2 separate regions of the Mus musculus genome follow, and region 2 is linked to region 1. The links are chromatin loops, found by intact Hi-C in ENCODE. Cell type or tissue: left cerebral cortex. All regions are shown on one strand. Links, peaks and the distances in the headings refer to the core of each region. The heading gives the core; the rest is flanking DNA. Region 1 holds the start of Cpox (coproporphyrinogen oxidase). Region 2 holds the start of Cldnd1 (claudin domain containing 1).

Region 1 (16,224 bases), core at 10,959-13,458:
CTCTCATCTGTCATTGTTAATGCTATTAGCATCATCGAAGATGCTATTCCTACTCCTCTCTCCTGGGACAATACTAAGATGCTATGAAGCTAAGCCTGCCCATCAAAGTTCCAGGGTTGTAAAATATGAAATTTCATTTGAAATGAGATGGACCAAATTGAACTACATGAGGAATATTTTTTTTTAGGCATGTAATGGCCACTGAACCCCTTGAGCTGGTAGAGAACTTGGCGGTGTTGCCTGGTAGTATGGCTTTGCAGGTATGAAAGATCCAAGCTGTGTCAAGGTTCCAGAAGGATTCTGTAGATAGGCAAGGTGTGGCAGGGCTGGCGTGTCTGCAAGGAGGTCCCCAGAGGCCATTGCATGAAACTATGAAGGTAAAGCTTAAGGTGCAGTAGATACCACAGGACGTTCAAGATGAAACACCTGACTTCTGACAAGACAATCCAGGAACAACGTGTAGTCGGCTCGGGAGTGAGGCTGTGTGTACTGAAACACAGATAGAAGCATGGAGGGCTTAAGCCCTGTGGAGTCCAGAGATGCCAGATGTGGCAATTATACGACTTGGTGTTTTCTCTATGTGGTTTTGGGTCTTGTTTTGATCCAACCTTTCCTTGCTATGTCCCCATTCCTACATTTTGGGGTGGTACTATTTATTCAGTGCCATGGTAAAAATGTTATATTCTAACACTGTTCCAATTGTTAAGACCTTTGAAACATTTTCTTTCACAGAGGCTCACAGTGAGGAGAGTGAGTGGCTGGAGTCTCAGAAGAGACTTTGGATTTATTATGTATGTATGTATGTATGTATGTATGTATGTATGTATGTATGTAACAAAATCTATCCATGAAAGATGAAACTAAAGAGCTCATTATTCATCACAAATGAGTTCTATCCAGTCTGCTAAACTGCATTGCATTCACTAAAAGTTCATAATTTGCTGGTTTAAAAAAAATTTGTATTGATTCTTTGTGAATTTTTGTTTTTTATTTATTTTATGTTTTGTTTTGTTTTGTCTTGGTAGGGAAGATGGCCAGGATGGAGGGCAGATATGAAGGGATGGAGATGAGTTGGGCTGGGGTTCATGATGAGATGTTGGACTTTTAAAGAACATTGTGGCTGTTAATGACTTGAGACATTTGCAATCTCTTATGAGGAGACCATGAGCGGGTAGGCGCTGGGGAGGGGGACATTTCAGTTTTAAAATATTGTGCTTGCGTATTAAGTTAACAAGGAGCAGAATTGTGATGGTTAATCATACTTGTCGACTTGAAATGATTTAGATCCGTGCTTCTCAACCTGTGGGTCATGACCCCACAGGGGTTGCATATCCGATAGTTACATTACGATTCATAACAGTAGCAAAATTACAGATTTGAGATAGCAAGAAAATAATTTTATGATTTGGATTCCTTTCATTTTTTTTATTTAGAAGAAATATTTCTATTCATTATTTTATTTATTTACATTTCAAATGTTATCCCCCCTTTCCAGTCTCCCCTCCACGAGTCTCCCACCCCATCTTCCCTCCCCTTTGCCTCTAAGAGGAGGCTCTCCAAACCACTCATCCACCCCCAACTCACCCCTCTAGCATCCCTGAATTCCTTTCATCTTAAAAAAAAAATAAGCGGTCTAAGATAAAATCCTATGTAGATGTAATTTTGAAAACTTTAACTGGGGGAGAACAGTTTGCCTGTTTATATTTTACACATGTTCAGCTTAGAGACTAGGTGCACGGATGATAAATGAAGGCCAGAGGAAAGAATGCCAAGGAGGAGTGAAATCCTTCCTCGTGGAGCCATTTCTACTTATTACTCAGGTACAAGAGAGAAGATGTCAGAGAGAAAATGTACCTGCTTTTCCCTCATACCAAATATTAGTGAGTTCTAGGTAGAACCAAGAAGATCCCAGACTTTAGTTACTTCTGATACTCTTACCACAATCCCATGCATAAACCTCCTAAGAGGAAAACTGTTAATGCTGTCTCCTAGATGGCTCCGAAGGCACTGTGGAGCGACTCGATTTTGGGGATTGGGAATGTAGGATTATAGCTGTTGCTATTACAGTGGGTCAGAAAACACAGAATGACAGGAAGCAGGGTCCAGGTATCATCTTCAAAGACTGGTCCCCAACGACATGCTTACCTTTTTAAGCCAGAATTCATAGAAGTTTCACACTCTCTGAAAGAAAATGGCACTGTCAGCAAGGGACCATTTAAAACAGAAGCCCGAGGAGGAGTCTTCAGATGTAAAGTATACCATCCCATCTCTGGCCTCCAAACGCAAAGTTCACTCAGACCAGTTTCAAGTCCACATGATCGTAACTGTTCCTCCATTGTTCAAAGTCCAGTGTCTCTACTGAGACTCGAGGCCGTCTGTTAGTTGTGATTCTGTATACAATACAGACAGGAAAAGAAAAACTTGTAAACTACAGCAGCACTGAGGAAATATTCCCATTCAGGCGGGAGAAAGAGGAACATAGAAATGAGGGATGGGAACAACACCAACCAAAACCCATCAGAGTAGCTTTTATTTTCTATAATTCCATGTTCAGCGCTGGGGCCTATGGTATCATGATATGAGCACTGATGGGTTTGGCAGACCCATCTCTGTGGCTTTCCTGCTTGTAGCCCACATGGCCACTCTTTGGAACTTGCTGTATTTGAGACTTGTATAATTATCAATAATCACTTCACATCCTAAGTGTTATGTTATGTTCACATCCTAAGCGAGATGTCCTCTTCCAAGTTAATGGGTCCATTACTTCTGAATTGAGCTTCACTCAGACTGCCAGGACATCAGCAAAGCACTGACCCATTCATTGCCAGACAGTAACACAACTTGCTAGTTTCTAGCTCCATTCATCCCAACAGAGATCTTATGTGGTCTGAAAATGTATGAACATAACCTTGACTATCTTTGTTTTCTTTCAGCATTTTGGTTTTCTGAATGCCAACTGGAATGGCTACCAAATTCCACTTAAGTCATTCTATGGTTTCTCAAGCCCACATCTCCACGTTTTCCCAAATTCATCCGAAACACCAGTTTCAAAGACTTAGCCACATGATCAAGATTAGTCATAACAGTGACTCTACTTCTATGGTACCAGTCATCTGTAATAGTTAATTGCACAGCATTGGGACCACAATACCTGGCAGCTTCCAGGAGGGCAGATTTAGTTGGGTTTGTTGTTTTCCGGAGTTTCAGTTCATCATGGCAGGGAAGTCTGGGGCAGCTCAGTTCATGGAGGCCAGGGCACATGAGGCAGTGCTGTTCACAGCACAATGGGTCAGGAAACAGACAACATGGGAGAAACAAGGGTTGACTATTGCTTTCAAAGGCTATTGATGGCCATACGTTTCTTCCAGCTAGGCTCCACCTCTCAAAGATTCCACAGGCTCTGAGAGTATCCTCATCAGTTGGGAGGAAGCATTCAAGACATAAGTGTGAAAAGGACACTGTTAAAGCCAACCACAATGATTATTCTCTTCTTCGCTAGATCCACACCCCCACCCCCACCCCAGGCAGCCTCACCCATTCTGGCTCAGGATGATAAAAGGAAACCGAAATATATTTCAGTATCTCTCGGGTCAGACACTTCAAAGCGCCCACAGTTCTGGGAAATCCATCATATTAGGTAAGCTCAGCCTGGCTCTCTGAGGAGTGCTGGTCCTTCTTGGTGTGTTCTGTGAAAAGCAGCCCAGCTTTTCCTTGTGGTTGCAAAGTTCACAGACACCTCTTTGTGGGGCTGAATGCTCAAAACTTAGGGAAGAGCCTGCAGGATTATTTTGCAATGTGAACTGTGTCAGGGAAGCTATGTGCAAAGTTTTAGACTAAACCTGTTATACTCCCAAGATTTTTTATCCCATAAGAAGAAAACATTTGTGAGGTTCAAGTTATCATTAGAGTCATAGATCTGCATAATTCTAGCATTTCCAAAGATTCATCCTTAGATTAGAAATGAGGCAATCTTTTATTGACCTGAATTCCTGTTTACTTGACTCCAGACCCACCTTTCATTTCCACAGCCTCCTCCTCTTATTGATGTGATCCTGTCAAGTACAAATCTGGTTTTGCTATCTGACCTCTGCCTTAGTGCCCTTTGTAACAGATTCCACCTACTTCTCAGTAAAGTATAAAGTCTGAAACAAAGTGTAAAACCAGCCTCACCTCACCCATTCATTACCTTGTAATTTTGGTGGCCATCATTCCATAATCATTGAGGCTGAGGATCAGAACTTAGGATTTGATAGGCTGTACTACCAGAGGGAGAATCATCATCATCATTATTTTTTAAAATAACCATGTATTCTATAGTTCACAGAGAAAATCTGTGAACACCTTTGTTACAACAGTACTCGTGATAATGTATTTATAATTATCCCATGTTTGTGTTTTAACTTAACCTGAATTTTAAGGAGTTTGTGACAACAGCTCTAAAAGATAGGTTCTATTTCTAACCTTCCTGATGGATCAGGAAGCCTAGGGTCAGGAAATTCAAATAAATACTGCCCTAGTTCTCGATTGGAAAACCTAAGTTTCAAAGCCTGCCATTTAGACTCCATAGGCCATCCTCTTAACCATGCTAGTATGTAACCTTCACCAAATTGCAAATTCACAGGCCCATTGGCAACCAGAAGAAATATTTACATATATCGATAAATATTTGAGTATTGCTAGTACATGATCACCATCTAGTGGATATACTCTACTGTTACACTATGTGAGATCATAATACAATATTTACATAACCTCCCTCTTCTCTTTCCTCCTTTCATATCCTCTCATGCATGAGCCAAACTTCGATACATGTGTTCTACAGCTGTCGTAAGATAAATTATGTTCATTACAATGACTGACCCTTTAAATTACCTTCAATTCAAATTTGTCGATAGTCTATGAATAGTGCCAGATGACTGTCATCAACCCTCATGTAGTCTTGGAAATTAAATTTCATTTAAAAATTAAATTGCATTTAATTAATTAATGTATATATGCACATGTGCTTGTATGCATCAGAGCACTTGTGGAGGTCAGAAGCAACCTTATGCCAGTCAGTTCTCTTCTTCTACCTAGTGGGTCCCCGGGACCCTAATCAAAATTAGGTTTTGGGGCAAGCGCTTTTACCCACTGAACCATCTCTTCAGCTCAAAATTTAATTTTATTACTAGAAGTCTATATCCCAACTCGCATGAGGGAAACACTATGGGCAGAGGCAGTCTGACCACAGCTACAGGGGTTTCCTCCACCGGTCATCTTAAGTAGGATCTGCTCAGTATATTTGACAACAGGAATAATTTCAGATCTGTGCTTCTTATCTTCTCCTCTTGTCCTTTTTCTATGGAAGGTGGAAGGATGAGAATTTATTAAACTGTTCAGTGACATGTGTGTAGATCTCCCTGTTTCCATATTAGATCGTTATTTCCAAACAGGAGGTGACATGTAAAATGTGCCAGACTGGAGCCAAGTGCCCATAGTCCAAAGTCCCCAAGGACAGAGGATCAAACAGCAATGCTATTTGTTCTCTCTGATGCAACTGTCAACAGGCAGTGATCTGGGGGTGCAGAATGCTGCTCTATCAATTTTCTCAGACTACACATTTGAAAGTAGAACAGGTTCAAAGTAGCCCTGGGTATCCTGGACTTGCTTTGTAGACTAGGCTGGCCTTGAACCGGCAGAGACCCTCCTGCCTCTGCCTCTGAGTGCTGGGAGTAAAGGTGCAAAGACTCTTATTGTTTAGAGAGCTCATCCATTATTCTGTTTGAGTTTTCAAGTATTGGCTTAGATTTATACACATCTGGGAAGGTGGAATGCCCACCAATACACATTTGTTTCATGTGCAACTACGCTTATATGAACATACAGAAAATATTTGACAAAATATATAGGAAATGTGTCTCAGTATATCTGATACATCATATTAACATCCCTAAGAACTTCTAGAAAGGGTCAGTGAGATTCCTTAGCAGGTAAATGTTGTGGGGAATATTAAAAAAGAACCGGCATGTTCCTGAACAGGTGCTGGCAACTCTGGGCCCCTGCTAATTCTGTCTCTACCCACCAACTCTCTGGCAGGGCTGGAGCTTCCAAGTTCCTCTTGCATTCACCCCATGGTCAGCCACAACAACACTGATCTACCTAGTAGAAACAAGACTCTTGAAGCTTATAATTAACCAATCAGATTTATGTATCAACAGATTCCCAATTTTTCAAGATGCCAATACAGTAATTTCAGAACCAGCTGATAATGATAAAAGCTTTATCTGAATTATTCTATCCTTATAATAAAATAACTACTTATGGCTGGTTAAAGCCATGCTGGTTCACATCCACCTCCATGCTGGCCTTCCTTCTTCTTCCCCTGAGATGCTCTCTGTCTCTGCAACTCTTAGCTCTGCCTCCCTTTTCCCTGTCCAGTCACAGGCCTCCTGCTGCCCTAGTGTAATTGGACAGGGGAAATCCTGTGACAGGTAAAAGTGTTTGCCCCCAACCTGATGACCTGATTTCAGTCCCTGGTTACCACATGGTAGGAGGAGCAAATTGTCATCTGACCTCCATAGGGTGCTGTGGTAAACATGAAAAACACACACACACAAACACACACACACACAACCACACTAAAATGTGATACACTTGGTTTGTTTTTGTTTTTTTAAAGGTTTGTTATTATATCTAAGTACAATGTAGCTGTCTTCAGACACACCAGAAGAGGGTGTCAGATCTCATTACAGATGATTGTGAGCCACCATGTAGTTGCTGGGATTTGAACTCAGTGCCTTTGGAAGAACAGTCAGTGCTCTTAACCACTGAGCCATCTCTCCAGCCCTGGATACACTTGTTTAAAGAAGCAGTCAAAGAAGTCAAACTTAACATACACTAAGAACCTGGTTGTGTTGAATAAAGATGGCCCAGAGAAAGTGAAGTGATCCAGACTAGTGTGACAACTCAGGAAGGCTCAGGAAGGATTCCTGCTCTAGGATCTTACACAGTAAGAAGAGGGCAAGCTTGGCTCAAGTTATGCTCAGAAAGTACAAAGAACTAAAACATTCTACTTTTCAACATAAGTAATTAACAACTCACATCTCTCTTTGTAATTTATTATCACTTGCATGTGATGTGTTGGCAAAAGTATTAATGACCCCAGAAGGACATAACACTTTCCATTTATTATTAAGAACAGCACACTGGTTTCTGCTTAGGGGTGACTTGTATAGTTCAGCAGCACCACGCCAAGTGAGGTTTGCAGAAGGGAGAGTTCATTTGAAGACCTGAGCTTCTGATTCTGTACTGGGAAAGTTAGAAGCTTCTCTGTTTCTGAAGCTCTTGTCTCAAAGGCAGTTGGAGACTTCCTAGATCCAATACTTGGAGACCTCCTAGATCCAATACTTCCCTTGATTTGGCACTTGTATTCTCTGTTGATCAGACAGAGATACGTAAATAATGCACTGATTCACTCTGTTCTATGAGGCCTCCTCCACTGCTTCAGTGACCCTACACCTGAGGCCCTCCAGCTGCTTTCCTCTGTCCTTGATATGATCCATTGCTCTTGTTGAACACTTTGCTCTATGCAGGCTTCTGTGTGAGCCTGCTTGTTCATCCTTAGACCCCTGAACGTCCACACCCCCATTTATACAGCAACCCATCTGCAGCAAAAAGCCTTTCAAGTGTGGTTTTCGCCTCTCTGCTTTCACCTAACTCTCTTTACTTCTAAGAAGCAGGTTCCAAGAATTCGATAGAAAGATGACTCTGGATAGATGCTGAAAACAAAGAGAACCGATCCTTGACATCCAAGTTAAAAACGATGTCAGTATGGCTAAACACAGAACTTCTTGAATGCGTGCTCTCCAAGAGTGATCCATCCCTGCCGATGAGATGAATGTTTAGGGGTAGCCTTGGGAGCAGATTTGCTTTTCTTGAGTCAGGACCTTTTGTTGTGAGTGCCATAAAGACATGAAGGAAATGAAGCAACGTTGAATTTCTCATTGTTGTCTGAGGAGGGCTCCTCTACAGGTACCCAAGAGTCATTACTCCTGACTGGTTTTATGGGCTGGAGAGATGGCTCAGTGATTAAGAGCACCGACTGCTCTTCCAGAGGTCCTGAGTTCAATTCCCAGCAACCACATGGTGGCTCACAACCCTCTGTGATGGGATTAGATGCCCTCTTCTGGTTCGTGTACTCATATATCTTGGTCAGGGTTTCTATTCCTGCACAAACATTATGACCAAGAAGCAAGTTGGTGAGGAAAGGGTTTATTCCGCTTATACTTCCACATTGCTGTTCATCACCAAAGGAAATCAGGACGAGAACTCAAGCAGGTCAGGAAGCAGGAGCTGATGCAGAGGCCATAGAGGGATGTTACAGTCTTGCTTCCCCTGGCTGGCTCAGCTTGCTTTATTATAGAACCTAGGACTACCAGCCCAGGGATGGCCCAACTCACAATGGGCCCTCCCCCCTTGATACTAACTTGATCACTAATTGAGAAAAATGCCTTAAAGCTGGATCTCATGGAGGCATTTCCTCAACTGAAGCTCTTTTCTCTGTGATAACTCCAGCTGTGTCAAGTTGACACACAAAACCAGCCAGTACACCATCATATAAATAAAATAAATAAAAATTTTAAACAAACACATATGCTCACATGCCACTACCTTGTTCCCAAGTTCTTCCCAAGTGACTCAACCTGCCCACTGACCCTTGGCAGAAGAATGGTTGGAGAAGAGCCTTTACTATCAATGGGGTCATGTGGCCACAAAGCCCTAAACCCCTGAAAATGTAACACCTTCAGAACTTTGGCTAACTAGAAAGAAATATCTATATTATTAGCCAAATGAATTAAATACTTGTCTCCTGCTCTCTCCTCCGTCCCCATCCATAAACAACTGTTCTGTGTGCTCCCCAGTTCCTTTTTTTTTTTTTTTTTAACTCCCGTGTGTCAGGTAACAGCTTACAGAAGTTGGTTCAATTTTTACCATATCGGTTTCAGGGATCAAACTCGGGTTGCTAGGCCTGAGTTTTATCCACCCTTTTAATGTGAGTCTGTGCTATTGTCTTCTCATTTTTGTCTTCTAGAGACAACATGGTACAGTTTCACCATCCCCTTCCCAAGTCCCAAACACTAATTACATTTGGAAGTTACAAATCCTTACATTATCTGGTTCCCAAGGTGGGCAACGGAACCAAAATGGACAGAGTCTATATCTATAAGACTTAAGGAACAAATTCATTCCTTAAATTATTTGCGCTTTAATCACATGATATTTAAAAGCAGTAAGCACCGTGGCCTAGTGTATGTGCTCAAAGATGCCCTCAGAACACAGGCTCTGCTCAACTACCTGCTGTCCAAGGCATTCTATGAAACTTCCACAGTCTCGGCCACAGAGTCACTGTGATCAAACTGCATCCAGATTACTGTCGAAAAAGAATTAGAGAGAAGCTAAGGACAAAAGATAAGTTAGAAGGGACAGGCGCTGTGAATCTGTCTCATACATAAATTTTTCTTGGAATATTTGAGGGGTTTCTTCACATATCTCTCTGAACAGCCAATTAAAGTTACTTTAAAGAAAGAGCAAGTTAAATCAACCATACTAAATTAATTGTATATTTAATGTATAGGGTTGTAATAGCCCAGACTAGTCTCAAACTTACAGTTTGAGTAGTCCTCCTGTGTCAGCTTCACTTGTGCTGGGAGAACAGGTATGTACTATGCCTAACTGTATATTGATTTAAGTCAAATATGATCCCTTAAGATTTTTTTAATCTGTAAGAAGATGACAAATTTAAAATGTAAATCTAGGGCAAAATATTAAAATCTCAAAACCTTCACTTTCTGTTAATTTAATTTCTCTTTCAACGGCATTAGAGTTCTAACAAGGTCAAGTTTAGCAATACCTTGTTACTAATTGTTACACATGCGTGCATGCATAGAAATAAAGAGAAATACCAGAGAAATAAAGTGGGTTCATCAAACTCTCTCTTAAAAGGGAAAATGAATACACTGATATCAGGGCATAAAATTCATTATTTTTAACAGGGGAAGGATCAAATTAGCAAGGATTCGGAGAAGCATGTGGAGTTTGAAGATGAGTTGTATGTTTGTACCTAGTGAGATAGCATACAGCTCATCAGAATGTCCTGGCTTGTGGGGTTACACAGAGAATGAAATCATAGTACACAATAGAGAGCCAATTTTACACGCAGACGAGCACCCCTACTGCATAGCTTCTGTTTACAACTTACTGACTTCTTATTTGTCCAAGGCAGCTTTTGGATGCATCAAATTGCTTATAGAGGGAACATCTTCATATACTACAAATAGGACTTGGGAGTAATTTACCAGGAAGAGGTGTGTGTGTGTGTGTGTGTGTGTGTGTGTGTGTGTGTGTGTGTGACTGGTTTTGTTTCTTTTGAGACAGGGTCTTACTATGTCGCCCTGGCCATCCTGAAAGTCTTTAAGTAGACAAGGGTGGCCTCAAATTCATATAGGTCTACCTGACTCTGCATTCTGAGTGCTGGGATTAAATATGTGTGCCACTATGCCCTTCTAGGAAGATGGTGGCTTTTATTTTTTTCTCATACAAATCCGTTTGTTTGTTTGTTTGTTTTTAAGGATTCCAGTAAGCACTGTACATTAAGATTAAGGTGGAATCAGAGAACAGGAGAGAGAGACATCCAAACAGGCTGGAAGCTAGTACACAATTTGTTCAGGGTAAGTACACAATTAGTTATTTGTCTGGGCAAGTCTCCTGAATTTCCCATTTGGCTTATTCTTGGCTAGCTTCACATTAGCAGAGCAGGATCATAAAGGAGAAGTTTCTTACAGAAAATTAGAGAGATTCCTTTTCGTTAAAGAGCTTCATTTATCACCAGGAGGCCCAGCCAGACCCAGGCAACCTTCCAAAAGATAATTCTTATCTTTCCTTCTCTTCCAAGTCGGCCTCCAGCCAGGGCACACTACAGCTAAAAGTTAAGGGTTTCTCTCCTCTGCAAGCTTTGTCACTTCTCGTGAATTCATTTGCCTGCCACATCTGCCAGGCCTGAGCACGCATGCTGCTCCAGGTAGTTTGTGGTTGCATTTGTGTAAGAAGCAGGGGAGTGAACATATCGGTCAGAACCATACCCACTGAGCTCCAATTCCTGCTACAGCCAGAATGGAAGCTTGTGAAAGAATAACCAGTGGCCTCGATTATTATTTGTTAGTAGAAATTAGAATCATCAAGGATAGTTAAAGGGCAAATGAGCCCTTCTGATACTATAAAATAATGCTGGCAATGATATATGCTTGGAACAAAACTATTAAATGTGTGAGCTTCTGTCCTCATATTTTCAACGGGTAGGGCTATGGGGAAGAACAGAGATCCAGGATAGTAAACCGGAGTGCGAATATTTTCTCTGGATCTACTCAGGAGCCCACTACCCTGAACTCTTTGGGTAAGCCAAGCACAGGGACAAGGGTGCATCCTCCAGACCCACAGCCAGGACGAAGACAAGGGGTGTGTCTCCGAGTTGTTATTTCTGCCCGTTTGTCGTCAGCCTTCTAACCCCACTTTTGCTCACTGTGGGTGAGCGAGCAGGGCAATCCAAGGTGTACGTGACTAAAGCGCCTATCTTATCAGTCCAAGCACCTCCACAGTCCTCTGGCAGCACAGGAGGCCCGCGTGCGAGCAGCAGGACCCACCTCTGTGCGCAGGGTGCAGTCTTATCTGCTCTTTCCGGGAGCGGTCAGGCGAGTGCAGGAGGCGATAGGACGGGACTACAGTTCCCAGCAGCCTCCTCGGCTCCCGCCAGCAGCCTGCGACCTACACTCGCAGCAGCTCTTCCGAACTCCACGTAGCAGTGCTGGGGAGTCTGGGTCTCAGGACCCTGGGAGCTCCGGTGGGTCTGCAGGATCGGATTTGCCCAGTCCCGGCGGGAGATGGCCTTGCGGCTGGGCCGCCTGGGTTCGGACCCCTGGTGGCGAGCGGTGCTGGGCGACTATGCTCAGCTGCGCGCCGCGTCCCCGCGCTGCGCGTCCGCCCGCGTCTGCCAGCTGCCTGGCACGGCTGGTCCCCAGCCTCGCCGCGGGCTGGGCTACGGCCCCTGGGCTAGAGGCGGGTCCGGGCTGGGGACCCGGCTGGCCGCGACGCTGGCGGGGTTGGCAGGGCTGGCAGCCGCCGCCTTTGGGCACGTGCAGCGGGCGGAGATGGTGCCCAAGAGCTCGGGGGCGCGGAGCCCCTCACCTGGACGGCGGGAGGAGGACGGGGACGAGCTGGCCCGCCGCTGCAGCACCTTCATGTCCTCGCCGGTGACCGAGCTGCGGGAGCTGCGGAGGAGGCCGGAGGACATGAAGACCAAGATGGAGCTGATGATTATGGAGACCCAGGCTCAGGTGTGTCGGGCACTGGCGCAGGTAGATGGCGTTGCCGACTTCACTGTGGACCGGTGGGAGAGGAAAGAAGGTGAGGAGAGAGCTCCTGTTTCTTGGTTGGGCACCAGTTGCAGTTTAGGATTGGGGATTTAAAGTAGAACAGTTTTTACAGGGGGGTGGGGGTGGGGGGTGATCTGTCAGAAGGGACAGACTTGAATGACTGACATTGAGAGAGCCATTCGCTTTCTACTTGCAGATGTGGACCCAGAGGTGCCAACAATGTAGGACAAGTCACTTGAAAATATTGGCAATTCATAGTTGCACTTTTTTTTCTATAGGTTTGTTAAAGAACATCTGCAGGCAGCAAAGTGAAGCTTTCATGTTCAGTTTGTTACTGAACACGTCTCCCCCCCCCCCCCCCCCCAACACACACATTTTTTATTTATCCATCTGGGTGCATTTGTCCCTGCCCTATTAGAGGCAGAAGAAACACTGATCCTTTATGTCTGCTAGATTCCCTATGTCAAGAGTCTCCCTACTGTTTTTTGGCGGGTTATATAAGGAATATTTGATTAGTCTTCCAGTAGTTCTTACTAAATTGCATCATCAAATTTCTTGAAGGATTCCTTAGAATGCCATTCATGTTGAGTCATGTATTGGTGGCCATGTTGTTCCAAACAGAGTAGTCCTTCCCTGTTCTCCCCTCCCGCCTTAATTTTAAACTTGAGGATTTCTGACTTTTTCCAAGCTGGAAATACAACAGTATATCATCAATCCATTGTGAGTTATGATGCTACCACGTCTATATTAAATGGGAGTCAGTCTGATTTTCATGGTTTTTCATCTTGTAATGTTTTAGGGTAAAAGTCACTGACCGACCCAGACACAATCTCAAACACTAGATAGCCAGCTTTGTGTAACCTTTGGAAGTTACTGTTTTCCACCTCTGTTTCATAGTTAATGAATATATGCCGAGAACTCAGAATGTCAGAAACATGGTCAGCACTTAAATCACTCCGGTGGTGTGATCTTGAATATGGTGCCCTGCTTCTTAGAAATAAAACAACTCAGACATTAGTCTTTGAGAACAATGACTCTACGGTGACCTGTTGCCTTAAAGAAAAAAAAAAAACCTATTAAACACACATATATACACACACACATAAAATTTTACTTAATTTTAAACTCTGAACCCCTTAAGAGTTTGAATAGCTATGTTTTTGAATTGCATATAAAAATTAAAGGTAATAGGGTAAAATTGAGAGTCGAAAAATGTGAAGGAATACGGAGTTCTTGTATTCAGTGAAAGTAAAACACCATTCGGTAAACCCATTCCTGCCTGTAACATTAGCTTTCTGTCTTGTGAATAACAAACGGATTCTTTCTGGTGATATCTGGAGAAAGTTCCTTGGAGTTGTTAGGCCATGGCACGAGAACACAGAAGAAGCAGCCATTTCAGTGGTTTGTATCTGGATGCAATGTTTTCCTAGAATAAGGAGCTTAAGACACAAAGCTAGGCCAACTTATCACACATAGAAAATATATATGCTGTCGTAGATGGTTCAGGAAGTAGGGGAGGAAGCAGGCATCTCATGTCGCCACGTTCATGGGAGAGTTGTCTCCCATATGACGGTGCTCTATCCTCTGGCTTTCTGTTTCTATGGACAGGAGGAGGTGGCATCACCTGTGTGCTTCAGGACGGGCGTGTGTTTGAAAAGGCCGGGGTGAGCATTTCCGTCGTTCATGGGAATCTTTCTGAGGAAGCAGCGAACCAAATGAGAGGCAGAGGCAAAACTCTGAAGACGAAAGATAGTAAGTCCGATAACTCTCCCTGCCAACTCTTTTCCCACCAGTTTTACTTAAAAATAGCGCTATTTATTTATTTATTTATTTATTTATTTTCTGGAACTACCCTTGGATGTGTATGCCCAGTGTACTGGCTGGTTTTGTGTGTCAACTTGACACAGGCTGGAGTTATCCCAGAGAAAGGAGCTTCAGTTGGGGAAGTGCCTCCATGAGATCCAGCTGTAAGGCATTTTCTCAATTAGTGATCAAGGGGGAAAGGCCCCTTGTGGGTGGGATCATCTCTAGGCTGGTAGTCTTGGGTTCTATAAGAAAGCAAGCTAAGCAAGCCAGGGGAAGCAAGCCAGTAAGTAACATCCCTCCGTGGCCTCTGCATCAGCTCCTGCTTCCTGACCTGCTTGAGTTCTAGTCCTGACTTCCTTTGGTGATCAACAGCAAAGTGGAAAGTGTAAGCGGAATAAACCCTTTCCTCCCCAACTTGCTTCTTGGTCATGTTGATAGAAACCCTGACTAAGACACCCAGTAAGCGTGTCCGCATGCGTGAATTGTGAAAATTGTGACTCAGAGACAAGTTACAAAGCAGCCTTTGATAGTGGGTTCAGAGATCAGGAGGGAGTAAATTGTGTCAAGCCAGGCGGCCAGATGCATCTAACTGTGTTGTTTTACTTTCCAGGTAAATTGCCATTTACTGCTATGGGTGTAAGTTCTGTGATTCACCCCAAGAATCCTTATGCGCCCACCATGCATTTCAACTACAGATACTTTGAAGTAGAGGAAGCTGACGGTAAGCTTCGTAAGGGCTCTTCCAAGACTGTATTTAAAAAAAAAAATCAAAAGGTACTTTATCAAAAAGAGAGAAAGTACAAACATTTAGGATTTTCCAGGGTTATCCCAGAGGCTTAGCCTTGGCGGGATGTATAGGACCCGAAACATCAGAATGGGACTCCATCTCTCATCCAATGTTTCCTCCTCACAGAATGAGTTTTGTGAACACAAACTTCACCCCCCCCCCCACACACACACACAAAGTTTCTGCAAATATAAAGTTCTTATTTCTGAAATTGAGGACTTGCCACTGGGGCGTGTATACAAATTGTGTGTGTGTGTGTGTGTGTGTGTGTGTGTGTGTATGTATGTGTGTGTGTTCTCCTATATACAGTGCATGAGGACCTGAGTTCCCACTCCACAATCATTTAAAAAGCCAGGAGCTAGGGATAACAGACAGGAGGATATCTAGAGCCAGGCACTATAGCTAATTAGTAACCTGTTTTAGTGAGAAACACTAACTCAAAGCCAGTCTGATGGCGAAATGAGTGAGGAAGACATCTCACATTAACTCCTGGCCTCTATACCAATGAACATGCACGCATGAGCACCCATGCACACATCAGCGTTTGAGCTGTGTGATCCTAATGTTAAGCCACCATTGAGATTCACAGCCGAGACCAACTGTCCAGACCGTTAATACTCGAGGCCCTCCGTCCCATTTCCCTGCTGGCTTCTTCTCTCTCCCTGACTTCCTGTCTCCTTTCCTTTCTGCTTTTGCGTCTCGCCAGCCTCAGCTTTACCGGCTGTTGGCGCTATTTTCGGTTAGATGTTCTTTGACTGCCACCTATTTCATGGTGATGAATTAACTTGCTGAATTAAGCTTGCTAGTATAAACAGTGGTGCGCTCTAGTCTCAAGGCAACCGAGATTGAGCTTCCTCGCTTTCATAGGTAACACACACTGGTGGTTTGGGGGTGGCTGTGACCTCACACCGACATACTTGAACCAAGAGGATGCTGTCCATTTCCACCGTACTCTAAAGGAAGCTTGCGATCAGCATGGGCCAGACATCTACCCAAAGTTTAAAAAATGGTGAGCTGTCGACACTGGTATTTTCTATGTTTGTTTGAAAAGACTTGCCCGTAGGCCTGATTTATATAAAGATCATCAAAAGAACTCTTTCAAAGTTAAGGTCTATTCTCCATGTTTAGCATTAGTAAGTGATGTCTTGGGAGACTTGTTTTTTTAGACGGTAGATGAAAGCACCCAGAGTAGACTGATGGCTTCTTGTGCTGGTCAGGAGGCTAACC
Region 2 (16,224 bases), core at 6,458-8,957, 57 kb after region 1:
CAGAAATGTTCTCTCATTGTGCCTTAGTTGTAACACTAAACTGGCTCAGTCAGAAGTTACTGTGCATTTGATAACACAAAGGCTTATTTGGGCTAAGGAGTTTTTAAAATTTATTTTTCTCTCATATATTACATCCTGATGCCATGTGTCTCTTCCATCCTCTTTTTCTAGTCCCTCCCTCACCCCTCCCTCCCTCCCTCCCTCCCTCCTTCCCTCCCTCCCCTCCTCCTTCCCTCCCTCCCCTCCTTCTCTTGCTCCCTGATCCACTCCTCCTTTTTCCTTCAAAAAAGGGCAGGCCTTCCAAGGATATTAACCAAACATGTTTATCAAGTTGCAGTAAGACTAGGCACTTCCCCTCATATTAAGGCTGAACATGGCAACCCACTAGGAGGAAAAGACTCCCAAAGGCAGGCAAAAGATTCAGAAACAGTCCCAGATCGCACTGGTAGGAATCCCACAAGAAGACCAAGGTACACAACCCTAACATACAGGCAGAGGAATAAGTCAGACTTATATAGGCTCCCTGATTGTTGGGTTAGTCTCTGTCCCTAAGAGCCCTGCTTAGTTGAATAATTTGGTGTTTTTGACCCCTCTGGCTCCTACAATTCCTCCTTCCTCTCTTCTGCAGGATTCCCTGAGCTCTGCCTAATGTTTGGCTGTAGGTCTCTGCACTTGCTTCCAATAGTGACTGGATGAAGGCTTTCTGATGACAGTTATGATAGGCTCTGGTCTACAAGTATTAAGAGTATTAAGAGTCATCTCCCCCAACCTCCGCTTTTTGGTTCTATTCTAGGCCTTTGGGCTATCCAGCCTCTGGGTCATGGTCCTCCAGGGAGTGGAGGTGTGGGCTCCCTCTCATGGCATGGGTCTCAAGTCAAACCAGTCATTGGTTGCCCTTCTCCAACCCCCCCCCCTAAATTCTGTACCACCTTTACCCCAGCACATCTCGCCACAGGCAGGACAAATTGTAGGTTGAAAGTTTTGTGGCTGGGTTAGTGTCTCAATTCCTCTACTGGAAACCTTGCTTGGTTACAGAAGATGGTTGATTCAGGCTCTACTTCCCTCATTACTAGGAGTCTTAGCTAAGGTCACCCTCATAGATTCCTGGAAGTTACCATAGTGCTAGGTTTCTACCTTGCCCTGAAATGCCCCACCCTCAATTCCAGTCATCTCACCCAGGAGTACTCTCTTCCTCTATTCTTCCTCCACCTGATCCCTCCTGTTCCCATTCCCACCCACCTCCAGTCCACCCACAAGATCTATTATTCTATTTCCCCTTCCCAGAGAGATTCATGCAGTCCCCTTGAGTGCTAAGAGTTTTTAGTTCTTAGATATGTGTCGAGAACATTTCTTGTCACCAGTGAGATGGCTCAGCTGCTTGGAGGCTTCTGCTACCAAGCATGATAACCTGAGTTTACTAGACTGCATACCTGTAGATGAAAATACAATTGCTAGGGGATGGAGACATGGCTCAGCACTGGCTGCTCTTCCAGAGGTCCTGAGCTCAATTCCCAGCAACCACATGGTGGCTCACAACCAACTGTAATAGGATCTGATGCCTTCTTCTGGTGTGTCTGAAGACAGTTACAATGCACCATATACATAAAATAAATAAATAAATCTTTTAAAAAAGAAAAGAAAATAGAATTGCTAGCCAGGCATGGAAGCATACACCTTTAATCTCAGTACTCAGGCTGTAGAGATGGGTTGAGTTTTGTGAATTCAAGGTCAGGATGGTCTACACAGTGAGTTCCAGGACATGATGGACTATACAGAAAGACCCAGTCTTAAAAGAAGGAGGAGGAGGAGGAGGAGGAGGAGGAGGAGGAGGAGGAAGGAGAGGAAGAAGAACAACAAGAAAAGAAAATTAATAAATATTTACAATATTATTTAATCTCTGTAGGCCTAAATTTTTGTTTTCAAGCTTCTGAAGTTGCTGACTTGGTGGTGTAAACCTTATCTAATGAATCTGACATTCACAGCAAACTCTTGAAGCAGTTACAGATAAGGCGACTCACTTTAGCCTATGTGGCAACCTGAGGTATGACGTGTGGTGAGAATATGAGTCTGAGCCTTCTTCATGATGAGAATATCCATGGTGGTCTGATAGTATCTCTACACCTACATTAGGAAACCTATGGGGTGTCTTAAGATAATGATGATTTAGGGATTTTAGTAACTCAGAATACAATGTTGGCATAAAAGAAAACCCACAGTAAAGGCTGGCTATAAAATAGGGAAGTTCCAAGAAACCTGAGTGCAAGGGTCATGTTTATAGCACTTTGAACATCCTTTGAAATACAACATGTAGATACTAATGATTGAAAAAAACAACAACAGTGGAACATAGTTCAAAACTCAAAAACATCAGCGAGTCCATTAACATGGGAAAAAACAATGGAGACAAGGTTCCCTCAAAAAGAAAAAGAAGGATGTAAGGACTGATAACTGAATCAATGTACCCTTTGGGGACTGATTTATCTAAAACAAACAACCAAAAATCCAACAAAACAAAACAAAACAAAACAAAACAGCAAAATACTGAAGTTTTCTTTACAATCCTTGCCAGAAATGATTCTATTGGATTTTTATTTTTTTATTTGTTATTCCCTTTGAGAGAGGGTCTTACTATACACACCAAGCTGGTCTCAAAGTCACAGTAATCTGCCTTCCTTTGCCCCTCTGCCCCTCTGTTCCTCTGCCTCCTGTAGTTCTTAAGTTGAAAACAGACTATTCTGAAAATAGTCCTTTTAAACTTTCAAAGCTACAGTGTTGAACTTGTGTATGCCAAGGCCCACTGCTCACATTAGAGTTACATATGCTATCTACTAATTATAGATTCTTCAACCCTAGAATTTATGGACTGAGTAGCCTGGAGTGCTATATTTAACACACAAAAGTTTAGAATACTATGCTTATTTGCATAAAATGACCACCATGATATACTGTGCTTTGTAATTATGTTGGCTACTTTTGGGAGGTTTAAAGGTATGTCAAAAGCTGAAATCTGCAGAATGCTTTTAGCCTAGAGTTCACATTTTCGGGATGTTAAAAAAAAAAAAATAAAAACCAAACTGTTTTCTACTTTAATTCCTAAAATACATTCAGGAATGTATAAGATGTTGAACAAGAAGACGGTAGATTTACTCCATTGAGACATTTTCTCAGTTAAGTCTACTACCCCATTATATGGCTATAACTGCAGTCTGTAGCCACCAACTCTGAAGTGTTAAGCATTTTGTAAGAAAAGAGCCAATCCAATTTGTTTCTAACTTTTGGCATTGGGATTAAATTACTGGCTTCTTTCCACTCATCAACTCTGCCCCCTTCCAAAGCTGACACAATTGATATGTCATCAGATTACACACAAAAGTAAGGTACAAAGCCATCTTGAATATAACTGATGTGTGTTCTGCTAACAGGTCCCAGGATAAATGGAAAATAGCATGAAGCAAACTATTTCTCTTTGTGCTTACAGACATGCGATTATTTATGTTAAAAATACTCTCTTCTTCACTTCCTATATGGATATAATAAAATATGCAATCATTTAAATAGTTACCTTTAAGGAAACAGTTCATACTCTAAGAGTTTTTTTTTTTTTTATTCCCATAGTTACTTGGAGAATTTAGAATTTATTAAAATAGCATGCCAAACTAGGAGGGATACATTTGCTCTTATTAGGGAACCCACATTTAGCTTATTATTTTTCTTGCTAAATCATATTTACTCATGGATAAATTACGCTATTATTCTAGAAGAACATGCTTTAGGCCTCTTTATAATAGTAGATCTGGGGATGGCAGATGGCTCACTGGATAAAAAAATGCCTGCTGCCAAGCCTGATTTTGATCCTCTGGATCCACATCATGGAAGAAGACATCCCACTATCAGAGATTGTCTCTACCCTCCATAAGTGTGATTATAGCATCTGCATGCCCACATACATATACACACTCACACAAATAAAAAAAAATAGATCTGATAGTCATTTATGATATGCATAACAAAGTTATTTATGTTGGTGTCCCTAGCAATTCAACAGGGTCTGGCTGCAGTAGGTAGCCAATAAACGCTTATAAGTCTAGATTGAATCATGCTTGGATTTGGAGCCATTTCTAACCAACAAGAACTTTTCACAATCCTTTTGGACAGTTTCTGTTCTACAATAGCCCTACCAATTTCATCACAACATAAACTAACACAGAAAGATGTCTCTAGTTAACATAGCATACTTTTTTGTTTTATACCAATGTTTTAACTTAATATATCTTGTTATGTCAGAAGAAATTCACAAACCTATAAACTTGAATACATGTCAACTATGTATATACCTCAATCTCTGCTGCTGCCAAATCTATGATAACTGTAATTTGAAGTTACGGTTATATCTTTTCAATTGAATTATGAGTCATACAATTTAGGACTTGAGTAGTGGTTTAATAGCTATTTAACTAATGAGGTCACTCGGACCCAGAAAGACCCATAGTCTTTTAAAATAAAGTACAATTTTAACTCAAATTTCTCATCTCCAAATGGTTATTTATTATATTATCATTCACAAGCAATAGGAATCAAACAACTATAATTTATTTCACTTTGAGACACTTAATAGGATTTTATAAATAACAGGGACAAACTAGCCCAGAACTTAGCCCCTGACCTAAGCACAGGTGACTCCATTAAGGCCACGCAGACCATAGAACTCGGCATGTACACAGTATCACCTGGAAACAAACACGTAGCCCATCAAAGTCTATAGTTCTGGGAAAGTCTCTACCTTGCTTTCTTCTTAGCTTATGTAGTTCTTCTTCTGGCTACTTATTTTTGTTAACTGAAGTATGCCAATCTAGAATATGGTTTTTGTGCTGAAAAGCTTACCCTGAGAAAGGCTCAGATATACACTGGTATCCTGAACACCCAGGGTAGTCAGCAGCCTGCTAATAAAGTCTTTTTATTGGTTTAAACCCATGTCTGAGCAGTCTTTTCTGGTGAATGCCCCACAGTTATTTTAAGATGCAATTTGTAAATTTTTTTAAGATGCAATTTTTTATTTGCTTTTTTTTTTCTGAATCAAGGTTAGCCATTGTTCTATAGTAGACAGATACAAAGCAATTTTGATCACAATTTTAGCCTTTGGCTAGAACTCAGAAACTATTTCTATTTTCCTTTCTGATCACCAAAGTTTATAAGAAAAATAGAACAAATATTTAAGATGAATATGCAAGGTTGCTATATTTTGATTAACACAAGTTAACAGTGAACATTTTAAATAAGAATTGTATTTAAGAATATTAGGGAACCTGAGAGGGAAGGTAATTATTGTGGAAAGAGCATTATCTAACCATATAGATTTTTCTGTTACTGGGCTCATTTATAGTGCACCATAACTACAACACTTTCCTTCTGAACACTAGAAACATCAGCTTTAGAAAATTTAGCCAGAAGCCTAGTTCAACACTGTTTGAAGCCTATATCCCATAATCTGTGATAGTTGCTAAGTTACTTGGTTCATTAATAATACATATGAGACTAGCAGCCCAGCAAAAAGTAGGAGTAAACATTTAACTCTAAAAATTGATTACAGATGATTGCTACCCACAGAACATAGCATAAATAAAAATTGGAAAACACCAAAGATACAGAGATAACTCAGAAATGTGAATGTGTGGTCTGTGGGACTGTGTTTGAGAAGGAAGTTGAGGTCTTCTGTTCTGTGGCTTTCAGGGTGGCCAAAACCCCAAGGACACACTTCCATGTTGACCCTAAGCTTGTGAGTGAACAGGGTTCTGAGCGTTTTCTGGGTGTTCTGTGCTGTTGGAAGGTGAAGGCATCATTGTCCTTTGTAGAGTGACTCCAGAACCTCGTACCTCCTGTGTCATGACGACTAAGTGTACTGTGAGCCCAGGACTTAGAACTTCCAGAGCACACGACTAAACAAACACATTGAAATGCCCTCCTGGCAAGTCTAGCAGCTGGGTAGTTAGCAGACAGGTCCGGAAGCCAGCTGAGGTGTGCAAGAACACTTACCACTATTTATGACAGGCTTCTCCTCTTCATCTGGGACAATCGGGAGTTGTAAAAAGCTACTTCTACTGATCTTATTCAAACACTGGACATTCAATTGTAAATAATGCTTTAATGATTCCTTAACAATCCTCAGGTCCTCTGCCTGACATTTTTTACATTTTCTTATCTATAGATTCTATTTTCAAAAGTCCATATATTGAAAACCAAAGGCAATCTTATCTTAAAGATTATGAAGTAAATTGTCCAGTGTCTTAAGATTGGTTTACTAACCTCAGTGTTGATGTTTGCCAAGTTAGTTCATCTTCATGGGCTTCAGTTTCTCTGTCTACAAACTTAGGCTGTTTCTTTTCTTCTTAAAAAATGTCTCTTTACCAGAATTGGTTGCACAAGTTACTTCAGGAAGTAGACGTCTCATGAAGGCCGGTGGATGAAGACATCTGCTGCATAAGTGCATTCACAAGTCTTACTGTGGATTCACTATTCGACTCTACACACTCATCGAGCTTTCAAGATGACACCTGAGGCAAATTACGTTTTCATTTGATGCTATCCGTGAAAATCTAGTCATGCCTTGTGGATACTGGGCTCTGCCAGAAGTCCTTTTCCAGACACAGCCTGTGATGGTGAACCGGAACCACAAGCTAAAGGCAAACGATTTCTAACTTAAAAAAAAAAAAAAAAATCTTCTCTACCTGTTTAGAAATTCCTGTGAAGTATTTGAGGGCTTAGAATCATTCCATTGCTTCCATGTCACACAGCCATCTGTCTCCGAGGCTACCCACAACTTTTTCTGTTGAAAATGATCTCTAAATTCCATTTCATATTACATTCACACTTTAAAGTAACATTTTTGAAATCTAGTATCCTTCGGATTTACAAGTTGGGTTTTTTTTTTTGTTTTGTTTTTTTGTTTTGTTTTTTACAACTGAAACAAACAGGGAACTTGATTACAGTAGAGAGCAAATAACAGATTTCTTCAAACAAGAATAACGTAATTATATCAGGTTATAATGCTAGTTTAGTTAGATCCTTAGTTACATTTAAACAAAACAGAAGAACACGTTGTTCAAATGGGAGGGACGATGTAGGAAATGGGAGGGGGGTTGATATTTGAAGAGTAGAGTTCCATTAAAGTTCATCAACTCCGTAGTACTGATTTTTAGAGGTAGGGTGTTATCGTAGGGAAAACAGAAGACTCGACGTTAGATCTCGGCTAAATCAAAGCCTTTGACTATGGTTGACCAAAGATCCTCCCCCATCACTTTCTGGAGCTTGGTCCCTCCTTTTTTGAGGTGTAACAATCCCGCAGTTAAGACTTCAGCTTTCCTCACTGATCTTCAGAGTTCTTTCTTCGGAGAGAACTACATTCCCCACAATTCCTCGCGCGTCGTCAGGCATGCTCTCCTCTGGCTCTAGCCCCTTCTCCTCCAGTATTCCTACAAGTCCCACAAGGCCCCTCGGCCCAGGGCCGCTTTGGCCCGGCCTGGGGTGGAGGTGGAGGCGGAGGCGCGGGAGTTATGGAGGGGGCGGGCTCTGCAGGGAAGTACGTCAGAGGAGGCGCGGGGAGAGTAGGGTGCTGTGGTCGGAGCTGGAGGGCGAAGCCGGTGGAGTGAGAGGATGGGCGGTGAGTTCGCGGGGTCGCGGGCCGGCTCGGCTCGCGACCTGGGGAAAGGGCTCCTTGCTGGCGCGGCCAGGCCCGGGGGCTGGAGCGGCAGGCGGGGCGGGGAGGGGCGGGGCTCCGGGCCAAGGGGCCGGGGCTGGCTGGGTTCGGGTACCCAGGGCGCTCGCCCAGCCCTGCCGGTCTCCGCCCGCCCATGCCAGGCCCTGCTGTGCGGCCCAGGGTGACTGCGCTAGGCGCAGCTTCCAGAACCCGGCCTTTAAGGTCATCCGAGAGCACCAGGATGGACGAGAATTTTGAGAATCAGAATACAAATCGCACTTGCTGGGCTATTGATGACTGTAGTCGCCCCGGTCTTTTCCCCAGTCACTCCCCATTTTCCAAACTCCGCTCCCCAGTTTGTAAGCCTGTTTTCACGGGTGCTTGAGACGAGGGGTTTGGTGCTGTCACGGTGTGCATACATTTGGCAGGGTTTGACTCAGCGTGATCTTGCCTTGAGTCATTTTACCGCGGCCATTTACTACCGCCGTGGAGCCCTGTCCACGCCTAGGGAGTGTTCAGATTTTGCCTAAGTCACTTTTCTGTTTGCGAGTAGGGATTATTTAGTTTTTATGGATCTGTGCTATATTTTAGGATATACGGAGCAGTATTACAGTTTGGGAGGTTGAGAAGTGTGTAATGGAATGGGGGGCGGGGAGAGTAAGGAGTGAAGAATCCGGTTGTGTCAAGAGGCTTGGCTTAGCTTTAATTGAATTGAAGGAGATTGATAACTAACATGGTGTTTTTGCTCTCTTTGCTATGACATACATTTAAACTTTCCCCTCGGGTTAACACCTTCAACTCTGATTTCCAACTTACACCTCACTTCTGCCCTTATTTATAATTGTAAGCCTCCCCACTAAAAAAGCTGGGGGGTCTTCGTTTCCTATTCTGCTGTCTTTTTTCTCACACAAGCCTGAAAACACATAGCATGTTTATAGCTTGTGTAAAAATCCACTCTGCATTTAAGGTGTGCACGCTGCACTGCTGACCATGGGCATGTCTGTTGTTTGTACCTGTAATGTGTATGTCCTTTTCAGTGTTGTCTGTTTTAGTATGCAGGTGATAGACTAGAGAACAAGACTTCTGTCTCCGTAGCATCTTGGGTATGTGAGCATTCAATAAGTACTTTTCATGAGAATGCCTTTTGTTTTAAACTTAACATTTGTTGCCCTTTTGTTTGTAAATTTTTTACATCGATAAATGCATTGCGTTATGGAAAGAAGGGATGGGGAGTAGGGTAAAGGGGCTTTTTTTTTCTTTTTAGCATATTCTGATTTGCTCTTGAGGTCTGACTTTTCTTTCTTTAACTTAAAACAGAGCAGTCTGAATGCCAGAATGGATAACCGTTTTGCTACTGCGTTTGTGATTGCTTGTGTGCTTAGTCTGATTTCCACCATCTACATGGCGGCCTCCATAGGCACGGACTTCTGGTATGAGTATCGAAGTCCCATTCAAGAGAATTCAAGTGACTCGAATAAAATCGCCTGGGAAGATTTCCTCGGTGACGAGGCGGATGAGAAGACTTACAACGATGTTCTGTTCCGATACAACGGCAGCTTGGGGCTGTGGAGACGGTGCATCACCATACCCAAAAACACTCACTGGTATGCGCCACCGGAAAGGACAGGTACGTCCTTTACGTCCTAATAATGATGGCCCAGTGACGTGCAAGCTTGTCTGTGCTTCCTTCCCCTAAGAAAGTCTTCTGCATCTGTTTTATTCCTATCATTGTCTTGCCTCAACTTCCGTGCAATCCCATTGTCCCCGATGATACCACGGCACCTCATATTGTGATCAACACTTGAATCCTCATACTTATTTGCCAATTAAATTGTTTTTTATTCATGCCACATGTCACGAGGAATTCGCTTGAACAGTTGAAATATTTGACAGTTTGTGGTATTCAAAATCAAGTCAGAATGTGAGTTGCAGAATCAAGTCAAACTGTGAGTTGATTGCCCTCTTACAGTTAGCTATGTTAGCCAGGCGGCAGTGGCACAAGCCTTTAATCCCAGCACTCCGAGGGCAGAGACAGGTGAATCTCTCTGAATTGAGGCCAGCCTGGTCTACCGAGCAAGATCCAGGACAGTCAGGGCTATGCAGAGAAGCTCTGACTCTCTCATAAAGCAAACAAAACCAAAAATGATTACCTATTTTATAGTAGGTTTCCATCATTTGCCTTGTATTTTAGAGAATGTAATTTGACCAACTCTGCCTTTAAATCTGTACATATTTGAGACTTGTACAACTATAACGAGTTAATAACCTAAACAAAATTACAGAAGAATCTAAGTTGTCTCTCAGAATTATTCTTCAAAAATTCTATCAACACAAAGACTTTAATTTTTCAAGTATTAAATTAGAAAGTTTACAGTTTATTTTTGTTTATATTTACTTCTTTTGGCCTTTCACTGAGTAAGCACTGTATTCAAATCATAGCAGAACACGCTTAAGTTTCCATCTATTAAAAGGAATACCAGATCTGAAAAGTAGGTTTACATTCAAAGAAAGGGAACACAGCTGCAGTGTATTGTAAAACCTCCGGTTCATAAGCAGAGACATCCTGGCAGGTGTGAGCGGGACACATCCGAAGAGGAGAGCTGACCTTGTCACTGGCTCATATCTAAACCCATGGGCATAGTGCAAGGCTATCAGCTTGGGATTGCTTAGGAGCTGGTTGTAATTCAGATGTGAGATCACTAGAATCAGAGCAGCATAGTAACCCTGGGTAGTAGCTAGATCTTGAGTCTACTTTGAAGGAGTAGCTGTTAGGATTTTCTGTTAGAATGTATATGGGTAAGAATGATTGAAGCTTTTTGTCCAGAAACCTAGGAAGGTTGACTATGTCAACTTTTGAGGACGGTGGTTGATATGGAATGTTTCGGTGAGAAAATCAGAATTCCTCAGATTGTGTCCCTGTCCGTATTTCCTGGTTTCCTAACATACGTTCTCCTTTGTTCCTTTATGTTTCCTTTCTCTCATCCTTGTGTCTAAATCTTGAGACTGTCCCTGAAACTCATTGATGGCAGCAGAGTCATCTGTATGTCACTGGGAGCCATAGATTATGCATGCTTGGGGGAATGTCTTCCTGCATCACCTTTTACTTCCAAAGATAACCACTGAAAGATTATTATGGCATCTTTTCCAGGAAAATAACAAGCAGTCATTGTTCTTGTTCCAGAGTCATTTGATGTGGTTACCAAATGCATGAGTTTCACACTAAACGAGCAGTTCATGGAGAAGTATGTGGACCCCGGCAACCACAATAGCGGCATCGACCTGCTTCGCACCTGTGAGTACTCGGCTCTCAGCAGGACACTTGGAGAATATGTGCTGGGTTGAGGTGTGCCGTGGGAATGATGTGCTGGCACACAGTGTCACCGTGAGCTGCCTTCCTCAGAAACGTTCCAGGGAGCTCTGCTCCATGGCTACTATGATTCGGAAGACAGAAACATACTTCACAAACTTCAAATAATTTGTAGTTGAGGGACCGAATTCAGTGGAGGGTGGGACTTAGATCACCAAAGGATGTTACTAGGGGGAGTTTAGTAGGTTTACCAAATAAAATTTCTACTTGAAGTGCCCACTGCCATTGCCTGAGCTCCCATGAGCATACCTGAAGAAGCTGCTGCAAGCCCTCAGTGGCTCAGCAGGTGTCAGGCCTGTGCTCAGTGCCCTTCCAGTGCCAGGGAGCCGCAGTAACCAGAGGAGATGTCAGAGGAAACAGTGTCACGAGTATTCTAATCCTTGATGGGTAGGCTGCCATGAACTGCTGCCTCCAGATCCGAGCTTCAGAGCTGCAGACGGTAGGGCTATGTTTGTGTTTACTCAGACGGTGCTGTCAAAGGAATCACTGCAGTTATTTACCTCTGCAATGCGAGCGAGAGGAGGAAGTCTGTCAGCTGCAGGAGTTTAAGGGACGGTGTGATATTCAGAAACAGAGACTTGCATGACATTCTAGAAAACAGAACGAGTACGAAATGAGATTTACAGCTGCCACTAAGTGACTGATACACTCCAGGTTCACCATGTCCTCATTGTCATGGGCATTCGTTACGGCTAGCATCTGCCTTTGACCAGGCAAAGACTTTCATTCTGTCTGTCCATAGAAGGAAGCTGTGTTTCACTTCAAACTGTGATTCTTCACTTCCCTTTATTTGTACAAGTTACTAACACCCCTGCCTCAGTTTCTTCAGTGACAAAGACTAAACAGTAGTAGCACCAATAATGTAAGGTGTAATTCAAGCATGAGTATAGGGCTCATTCTAACCCTTCAGTAACTTAAGTGCTAGTGGCCCTTTGTGTCAGGAGAAAGTTGGAATCCTTTTGGAGTTAAAGGGTTTGATATGAAAATACCCGTCTCTCACTTTTTGAGAAGAGCTGTGCCGATCCTTTAGAACACGTGGAACCTGCCGCTGTAGAGAAGTGGTGTGAAATCCGTGTTTCCTCTTTTAACCCAGACCTGTGGCGCTGCCAGTTCCTTTTACCCTTCGTCAGCTTGGGCTTGATGTGCTTTGGGGCGTTGATTGGCCTCTGTGCCTGTATCTGCCGCAGCCTGTATCCCACCCTCGCCACTGGCATTCTCCATCTCCTTGCAGGTTAGTCTTGAACCTCTGAACGTTCGAGTGTCATTGTCCTGTCTGTCCTGTCACATTGCTTGAGAAGCTTTGCCCTGTGCTCTTTCACAGTCACCTTTACATGTCTAATTTCCTCCTAAGGTCTGTGCACACTGGGCTCCGTGAGTTGCTATGTTGCCGGCATTGAACTCTTACATCAGAAAGTAGAGCTGCCCAAGGATGTATCTGGAGAATTTGGATGGTCCTTCTGCCTGGCCTGCGTCTCGGCTCCCTTACAGTTCATGGCGGCCGCTCTCTTCATCTGGGCTGCCCACACCAACCGGAAAGAGTACACCTTAATGAAGGCTTATCGTGTGGCATGAAGGGAGGCTGCCTGCTTAATGATTAATATTTTTCATACATTTTTTTTAACTATTGAGGTTTTCCCTTGTCTTCCTCTCAGTCGTCTTTAATTTTTATTTTTGTGGATATGCCATTGTATTCTAAAAGCCCCTTTTATTTATATACAGTGCCACTAAATACCATTTAAAATGTGTGTGGTTTTCACTGAGTGACTTAGTCTTTTTTTACCACACTGATCTAGGTTCAGAGTTCAGACAGAAAGAACTGTAGAGATGTGACCCAAGTTTGTAAAAGAATATTAGCAGTGGCAAATTGACCCAAAACAGGGTCTGCTAACGTCTGCTCAGTCCAGTAGTGCAGTAACTATGAAACTAGAAATGAATTTCTGTATGATATCTGTTATCACTGTCAGACTTCATCTTTACTTTCCTGTTGTTGCTAGCAGAACCAGCGTTCCTCAAGATGTGTGCACATAAAATTGGGAAATGAGCTAACATGTGTCCCTAAACTTTGGTACATTACTTTATTTGAGGTGAAATATGGCAGCTGTTTATACTGTGATTGTCTACAAGAAAAAAAAAAGTGAAAAATGATGTTTACTTGAAATTGTGCTTTTAATTTCACTTCAGTGAGGAAAGTTGACTAATTGTACTACACTATACCTGTTTGTTTTTTTTTTAAACTGAAACTCATCAGGATTTTCAGTGCCACCAAACCATTGTGGATTTTTGCTGCTCCCCTCCCCCCTCCCCCCCACACCAGGCTTATTAAAGAGTACTTTCTTTTTAACAGAGTGAGAGAAGAGTCACAGCCAATTCCTCAACTTCTTTGTTCTAGCTGAGTACTATATGGGAGGTCCTACCAATATCGACCCCCCAGAACTGGGGGTACTACCACCACAAGATCTAAAGCTGTAGCTGCCACCTACTAACCTCCATTTATGGGTCTTTATTTCTTGTGGTGAAATGATGTGCCTTTCCTTGCCCAAATCCCTTCCTGGTGTGTATCAACATTACTTAATGTCTTCTAATTCAGTCATTTTTTTATAATATGTCTTCTGTAAACATTGAACTTAAAAATCTTATTTATTTACTCCATTATTGTAGCATTTCACAGATTCAAAAAAGTGTAACTCAGTAATTTCTTACCAAATCCTAAATCTGTCTTTTTTAAAAAAATAAATAAAAAAGAGAATCATGTAGAGTGTCTAAATTGTTTGAGATCACAACATGAGGGGCTAAATGATGGAGGTCTATGTGGATCTCTGTGGGAGATGAGTTATTCCTCTGTATATTTCTTTTTGTTGCAGTGATAAAACACCATGATCAAAGCGTTTTAGGTAAGAGCGTTTATTTCAGCTTGCAGTTTTGAGGCAGAGTCCATAATGGCAGGAGGTTACTGGAGCAGGAGGCTGAGAAATCACAACTTCACCTGCAAACAGGTAACACAGAGGGAGAACAAACTGAAAGTTAGACAAGGCTTTAAACTCACAGCCCACCCCCAGTGATAGCACTTCCTCCAGCAGGCACTACCTCCTACCGGTCCCATTACCTCCCCAAACAGCACTGGGGACCATATGGTCAGATACATTAGCCCACAGGGCTCATTCGAATTACCATAGTCTACTGCAGAAAAAGGAAAGCCTGTCTCATTGGAAAACAAAGTGTCTTCAATGAAACATGCTTCTGAACTAGGTCTGATCTCTGTGTGTTATTCTTAATGTGGCTAGATTTTCCTAAGACGTCATGAAATGACTGGATATTTGTGTTCTGGGAGGAGAGAAGTTAGCCACTGAACTACCAGTGTTCAGATCACCTTGGCAAGTTGCTTCTGATGGTGCTGGTTACTGGAGTTTCTACACACTTTTTTTTTTTTTTTTTTTTTTTTTGGTTTTCCGAGACAGGGTTTCTCTGTATAGCCCTGGCTGTCCTGGAACTCGCATTGTAGACCAGGCAGGCCTCAAACTCAGAAATCAGCCTGCCTCTGCCTCCCAAGTGCTGGGATTAAAGGCGTGCGCCACCACGCCCGGCTCTACACACTTTTCTGTTTTTTACTTTTACTTCTGGTACTGTACATTAACCAAAAGGCAGTGTATATACTAGATGAGCTAGCTCTGAGCTACATCCATAGCCCTGTTTGCTTACTTTAGTGTTTTTGGTGTAAGAGTCTTATGTAGGACAATAGCCTCGAATCCACTAACTAGCCAGGCCCAACTTTGAACTGATCTGCTGCCTCAGCCTCACACCTGCTAGACCATAAACAGGTATTCAGTACCATAAGATCATCATTAAGTTGTTCAATCTGGCTTTGAACTTGCAGTCTTTCTCACCTCAGCCACCTGGGTAGCTGGGATTCCAATCTTTCTGTCATTGTTCTTAAATTATTCTTGACTCTTTCCCTTCAACAACTTCTGTAGGAGGTGGACATGATAAAAGTTAAGTGAACAAAGATACCTGGAGTGCAACTTAGAAAGGATTGGCCTGTTAACCTCAACGTGACTTTAACGTGAACTGTGGAGATGAAGTCAGAATTGGACAGCAGTGTCTTAGAATGTGGAAAGCCTGTACATTCAATCTGTATGTTGAATATACATTGTGTAGTTGAGGGCATCCTCTTCTACAGTAACTTTTTGCCAATGTAATAAAGCCCTCTCGGTAATAAGATAACAGTTTTTCTTTCCCAGTTAAACCATATGGAATAGCTGATAATGATTTTGATTGATCTAAGCCAAATCCTAGCAATCTTTCCAAGCAAAGATTGTTGTGAGTCTTCATGTGGTTGTTGGGAATTTAATTTAGGATTTCTGCTCATTCTGGTTGGCCCTGCTCATTCTGGCCCAAAGATTTATTTATTATAAATAAGTATACTGTAGCTGTCTTCAAACACACCAGAAAAGGTCGTCAGATCTCATTACAGGTGGTTGTGAGCTACCACGTGGTTGCTGGGATTTGAACTTAGGACCTTCGGAAGAGCAGTCAGTGCTCTTACCCGCTGAGCCATCTTGCCAGCCCCTAAGCAGTCTTTTCAGAGGAACCTTCCAGGTAATATTAATCTCCTGTGTTCTAGAACATGCCTTATGGCACTCAGGAAATGCATTTTAAAACTATACAACTCCAATAATTAAATGGTATGGGTAAATATTTTTTGTACTTCCTTTTGTGTTAAATTTAAGGATAACCACGAGAATACCAAAACTTGGTATAATTAAAAGAAAGAATAATTCTATAATTTGTTTGTTCAGGTAACCTTGAGTACTTACTATTCACATGATATAAATGTTAACATTTGTATCTGGGGCTAGCCGGAACACTCAGCAGATATAAAAACTTTTCACTGCAAGCACAAGTCTCAGGATCTGAGTTCAAGTCCTGACATCCACGATGGAACAAAATAGCTCACTCCCAAATGTTGTCCCCTAGTTCCACTCGGGTGTCACCACAGAACACTCAACATTTTACAAACACACACACACACACACACACACACACACACACACACACACACACACACACACACAATTAAAACACTAATTGACTAAAAGATAATGTGAAGGCATTTCAATGCTTAATCTTCCTGTAAACTTTCAATTCAAATGCAAACTTCTTTAAATTTTCA

Evidence for each region. A loop is a pair of places that touch in the nucleus more often than their neighbours do. Peaks named below come from ENCODE experiments on the same cell type or tissue, not always from the same donor. Only the 100,000 strongest peaks of a DNase experiment are listed, where the experiment ranks them.
Region 2: it touches region 1 in a loop (5-fold over the local background); 23 of 42 quality-filtered maps call a loop at or near these places.

Annotation. Positions count from the first base shown.
Region 1 is chr16:58,658,516-58,674,739 of GRCm38, forward strand. Cpox (coproporphyrinogen oxidase) reads left to right here and starts at 11,693. Exons shown (of 7, transcript NM_007757.2): 1 at 11,693-12,435; 2 at 14,013-14,156; 3 at 14,821-14,931; 4 at 15,865-16,006. The coding sequence starts at 11,913. Gm41464 (a long non-coding RNA gene) reads right to left here and starts at 4,937. Exons shown (of 3, transcript XR_876123.3): 1 at 3,152-4,937; 2 at 2,146-2,390. In left cerebral cortex, for the core only: a CTCF peak has its summit at 11,925 (motif pointing left); DNase peaks (open chromatin) are centred at 11,852 and 12,267; H3K4me3 peaks cover 2,410 bases; H3K27ac peaks cover 1,527 bases.
Region 2 is chr16:58,720,431-58,736,654 of GRCm38, forward strand. Cldnd1 (claudin domain containing 1) reads left to right here and starts at 7,480. Exons shown (of 6, transcript NM_171826.3): 1 at 7,480-7,654; 2 at 8,743-8,793; 3 at 9,008-9,317; 4 at 10,872-10,982; 5 at 12,151-12,288; 6 at 12,409-13,817. The coding sequence starts at 9,026. The coding sequence ends at 12,629. In left cerebral cortex, for the core only: no CTCF peak of the experiment used is centred there; DNase peaks (open chromatin) are centred at 7,475 and 8,041; H3K4me3 peaks cover 1,927 bases; H3K27ac peaks cover 1,221 bases.